Regions from separate parts of the Homo sapiens genome. Here region 1 is linked to region 2. A link is a contact called in ENCODE Hi-C data. All regions are on one chromosome and are shown on one strand. Each heading gives the region's core, a stretch centred on a gene start or an enhancer-like site at or near the end of the contact. The rest is flanking DNA. Distances are from core to core; before and after follow the strand shown. Region 1 overlaps LINC02664 (long intergenic non-protein coding RNA 2664). Region 2 has its middle 81 kb from the start of LINC02644.

Region 1 (2,700 bases), core at 126-2,625, 400 kb before region 2:
CCACGATTTTGCTATTGTGAATTGTGCTGCTATAAACACGCGTGTGCAAGTATCTTTTTCAAATAATGACTTCTTTCATACGACTCAATTTTAAAGGCTGCATTTACAGTTGACATTTTCTTCAGTCATAATTCAAATTTTTCCTCTTCAGCTGTGAGCAAAGGGAAGCATTTGGGCACCACTGCCAACCTATAAGGTCCGAGGAACTCAACTCAAACACTGAGTCATGCATTTCATGGGGAGCATGGGGTGTTTCTCTACATAGACTACACAGAATCCAGGAGTGCCATCTCTCAGAGCCAGACCTGCTTCCCAGGACTCCTTCCTACCTCCCTCGGGAATCGCTCAGAGCGATTTCCTTTTCATATACTTTGGACGTTTTGTCCTGCCCCCAAATCACATGTTGAAATGTGACCTCCAGTTTTGGAGATGAGGCCTAGTGGGAGGTGTTTGGGTTATGGGGGCGGATCCCTCATGAATGGCTTGGTGCCCTCCCCATGGTAATGAGTTAGTTCACGCAGGAGCTAGTTGATTAAAAGCACATAGCATCTCTCTTGCTCCTTCTCTTACCAGGTGATGTACCTGCTCCCCCTTCACCTTCTGCCATAATTGGAAGCTTCCTGAGGCCCTCACCAGAAGCAGATGCCGGCACCATGCTTCTTGTACAGTCTGCAGAACTGTGAGCCAAATAAACCTCTTTTTAAAAATAAACTACCCAGTCTCAAGTATTCCTTTATAGCAATGCAGAAAAGACTAACACACCTTTCTTGGGAGAAGAGGACAGAAACATGAATGCCTTTCATGGACCATGAACCATGTGAGATGCTTTCCAAGTCATTGTCTTACTGTTCATAGAATTGTCTCACTAAATCCTCAGAAGTCTTTTAACCTGGGAGTTAATTATTCCCATTCTACAGACTCAGAAAAGTTAAGCAACTTATCCAAGGTCAAGCAGCTAAGAAGTGGAACCAGGCCCTTTTGGATAACATTTTCATCACACTTGTGGCCTTCTTAAATCTCTATCCCCCAAAATAATTTTGGCATACACACCTGCTCTCTGCCATTTGCCAAACACAAGGTAGGTGCTTAATTATGGCTTTGTTAGTGAATGAATAAATGAATGAATTATATATTTTTTAGTTAACACTCACTTTGCCATAAACTTCTCTGAATTCCCATATCAGGCCATTCAGCTACTCTCCAGTTGTTAGCAACTCTCCCAGATAGTTATCTAGACTGTACAATTCCTTTTGTGCAGGGTTCCAACAAACTTAGACTTTAAGTTTTCCTTTTCCACCCCCGCCTCTCAGTTGAATCTTTTGGGTTAATGCGCTTGGCTCCCACTGATCAAGTCAAAGCTGACAGGATTGCAGACCTGGCGAACCTCCAAATCTCCAGTTCCAGAAATAGATTATGAAATAAGCAAGGGTGTAAGACAGTTATAATCCTGATGCTATTAATACCCAATGAATGGAATTCTTAACACCCGCCATTGTTGGTCAACTATCATGCAGCATCATTCCTGCACTTTAGAATTACAGAAACATTGAAAATAACTTATCCACCATTTAAGATCCCTTGAATTGCTCATAAACACATTGTCTAAGCCCTGGCAAACCTCAGTTTCCCACTATTACGTGTGCTGTATCTACTCTTTCATTCTGAGGGATGGATATAAGTAGTGCAGTGTTTGCTCTGTTCAAGATTCCATAGTTCTGCACCACAAAGTGTTCTCTAAGTCCAGCGTTTCCAAAAACATATGTTTCTACAGAAATTTTTCCTTTACCTCAAAATAAGAGAAAGGGAAAAAATTCTTTCTGCTCATGGCCCAGATTAACCATGAATTGCTAACATTTCCTTGTGAGAGGATGGGAACATGGAATAGTTAAAACTGAAAATAGCTACAATAACCCAGCTATAAATGTATCCTACACTCTTGGGTTTTTGAGGCTTAAAGAAGTTAAAAATGAAAGAGAAAAATTTAACTGGATTAATTTTTCTAGGAGTATGTATTTCCGCACATCCATTAGTAAATATAAGAATGGTATTAGGGTATCCCAATCATTATACAATGTTTATTGGACAGACGTGATTTTCAAATGGTGTTTTAGAATTGAGCTTCTCGCTTTCACCATGGAGAACACAGTGCTTCTTTACCCTGGTAAGCTTCTCCTGAAAAAAGGCAATGTTTTTCACATATATCCAAGAAAACTTTCACTGACAACATCAATAATTAACTTCTATTCCTTATTTTTATCCCCTGAGAAGGGTACATTTAAGGGAAGATTGTCAAAAGACAAAAAGGAAATCTAGGTAGTGGTGACATCACAGGACTCTAGGACTTCCCTAGAGAAGATGCCTCTTGAGGTTTGAAACACATTAGGTAGACTAACTCCCAAGATCAAACTTATCAATATTTGATAAGTGCTGAAGCTGACACACACAAAGCTAGGAGAAGCTCATCTTGCCTTCCTGGCTGCAAAACAATGACAGCAAAGATCTACAGTCAAGCTATGATCCATTTGAGTGTGTGTTCAACTTTACTTAAATTCATTCATTCATTTATTTTTTCTTTTATTGATTCAACAAACTTATTAAATGCTACACAGGGCACTTTCCTAGGTGCTGGAGGTATAGCCAGGAACAAAAAAACTCCCTGCCTCAATGGCATTTATATTTTAGTTGGTGAGGGAAATAATT
Region 2 (2,700 bases), core at 164-2,663:
TTTATAGAGATGAAGTCTTGTTTTGTTGCCCAGGCTGGTCTCCAACTCATGGCCTTAAGCAATCCTCCTACCTCAGCCTCCCAGAGTGCTGGGATCACAGACGCAAGCTACCGTGCCTGGCTCAAAAATGCCTTTTCCTGTCAGTCTTAGGTCAGTCGCACGCTGAGGGCTTGGTATGGGGGACTGGATGAATCTGGAAAATGTTGGTGTTGTGAAGTCTGCACCAAGCGCCGGGGCCCTGTAGAAAGCTCACCTTGATCCACTAGGGCCACACTCTGCTCCATGCCAACCACCCCAGCAGTGACAATGCAGGCCATGGGCTCAGCTGTCCAGCAGATACCGGGTGGACCCAGGGCAGCCTTCAGGACCCCTGGAATGACTTGTGCCGACGTGGGACATGGAGATGAGCAGGAAGCCCCAACATGCAACTGTTCTGATTTATAGTTCCAAGACTTTAATAACGCAGCTCTTTGACACAAAACATAGTAATGGCTACTTGGATCTGTTTCAATGTATCATGTCACCCTTTGCTTTGGAGATGTTACAAAGCTGTTATGGACACCATCCAGGGTCTGGTTTTACAAGTGTGTTGCTTAGAAGTGCAACTGTGTGTTGGCTCGGCTGATGTTCAAATCTTTGGAGGAGTTTAGTGGGGAGGAAGATTAAAGTGACTATAAAACCACAATCTATGTACAAAATGTATCATGGATTTTAATTTGAGAGCTGTTCTTTTTTTTTTTTTTTCCTCTTGCCTCATACAGCTTGAGGCAATGGTTTCTAGAAGAGTCTTTTGTTTGCATTTAAAGCTGCTCTGGAGAAACACTGTTTTCAACGTTTCTGTGGGTCATAAAACGGTTGGTCTGAGTCCTGGCTGGGTACCCTGGGTGACGCAGGCGTGGGTTGAGGACTGGAGAGCACATGTCCTTTGTGGAGGAGTCCTCACCACAGACAGGAGGCTGCCTGCTGGAGACAGGGCCCTGCCGGGGGTGGCCCAGAGGCTGCCAATCATGGAGCTCCAGCACCTCATATGTGCTGGGTGCATCTCCTTCCCTGGCTTCAAGTTAAAGAAATTTGGGTCCTAGGGTTTTGTTTTGTTTTGTTTCATCCTAAAACGTGAACCTTCCAGTGTGGCCTTTAGACATGAATTTCGTAAATGATTCTGACCTTCTGGGTCTCCAGTTGCTTCGAAGGGAGTTTGGAGCATGGAGGACAGTATCGGGAGGCCACAAGGGCAGGAGTGTCAGTTTCCTGTTGATGATGCCAACACATCATGCCTCTGCACGTCCCGTCCTCTTCCTGTTCTGTGGGAGGTGAGATTCCCATATGTGATGTATTGCTGTTGCATATCAGGCTGGGCGATGGGTCTTGCTTCACAGGCAGAAGGTCAGCTTTCCCAAGCCAGACACTGTCCCTTCCATCTCCTTTTCATGCCCAAATGGTAAGAGGACTCAATACACAATCTGGATTGAATTAAAAGTCCAGGACCCAGCGTTCCTGCCTGAGACATCTGGGCCTGGAGGAGGAATGCAAGCACAGCTGCCAAGTGCCTGGGAGAAGAGTGTGGTCAACACTTGCTGTTTCTGTCTTCATTAGAAAACCCTACACTGGAGGGCAACCTGCAGGCTTCAAAGGCCACATCCCACAGCCTCAGGGGCTGCCCTCCTGCTGCCTCTAACTCAGGTGAGAGGACCTTCAGCACCCATTTCCACCCTCATGGGTTAACCTGGCGATCTAAGCCCCGCGGGACCCTTCAATTCCAGTCCAAGTTCCGATCTCAGCTTGGCTTGGAGTTCAGAGTAAGTTCTGTCCTGAACATGAAAACCACAAAAATCTCCATCCGGAGAGGGTTCAAGAATTTATTTACTCAGGAAATGTCTACTAGACGTTGGAGTATGTTAAAAGACCTCCATGCTGGGCTGAGAGTCAGCTCACCTGAGTCCAGTTCTGCTTCCCACCTGTATTCATTTGCTAGGGCTGTCATGACAAAGCACCAGAGACCAGGATGTTAACCAACAGAAATTGATCGTCTCAGCATTCTGGAGTCCAGAAGTCCAAGATCAAGGTGTTGCATGGTGGGTTCCTCCTGAGAGCCATGAGGGACAATCTGTTTCATGCCACTGTCCTAGATTCTGGTACTTTGCTGGCAATCTTTGGTATTCCTTGGCTTGTAGAAGCATCAACCCAACCTCTGGCTTCGTGATCACATGTTCCCCCTGCAAGCATGTCTGTGTCTGTGTCCAAACTCTCCCTTCTTGTAAGAATACCAGTCATATTCAGCCAGTCAGTTGGATTCGGGCCTGTCCTAATGACCTCACCTTAATTAATTACATCCAACAGTGACCCTATTTCCAAATAAGGTCATGTTCTGAAGCACTGGAGGTTAGGACTTCAACACATGAACTTGGGGGATGCAATTACTTAACACCACCTTATCTCTGAGACCTTGGACGAGTGGGTGAATATTTCTTTTCTCCACCTGTGACATTTTTGATCTTTAAGATTCTTTTCTAGTTCTTAAGCACAGTCACTTTTAAAGTCTTTAGAGTATGATGGTCTATTTTTTTTTTTTTGAGACAGAGTCTCGCTCTGTTGCCCAGGCCGGAGTGCAGTGGCACGATCTCGGCTCACTGCAAGCTCCGCCTCCCAGGTTCACGCCATTCTCCTGCCTTGGCCTCCCAAATAGCTGGGACTACAGGTGCC

The links. A loop is a pair of places that touch in the nucleus more often than their neighbours do.
Region 1: a loop to region 2 is called in a map of HepG2, with 10 times the contacts of the local background. The contact joins two enhancer-like sites. A Hi-C loop is called at or near these places in 2 of 168 maps with a recorded cell type or tissue (HepG2 and chondrocyte).

Annotation. Positions count from the first base shown.
Region 1 is chr10:31,202,993-31,205,692 of GRCh38, reverse strand. All of the region lies in intron 1 of LINC02664 (long intergenic non-protein coding RNA 2664), which reads right to left. Among named protein-coding and RNA genes, the nearest start is that of LINC02664, 16 kb to the right of the region's middle. Within about 2 kb of position 1,375, at least 3 of the 41 ENCODE cell types and tissues checked have a DNase peak (open chromatin) inside an H3K27ac peak, as active enhancers do.
Region 2 is chr10:30,802,809-30,805,508 of GRCh38, reverse strand. No RefSeq gene overlaps it. Among named protein-coding and RNA genes, the nearest start is that of LINC02644, 81 kb to the right of the region's middle. Within about 2 kb of position 1,413, at least 12 of the 41 ENCODE cell types and tissues checked have a DNase peak (open chromatin) inside an H3K27ac peak, as active enhancers do.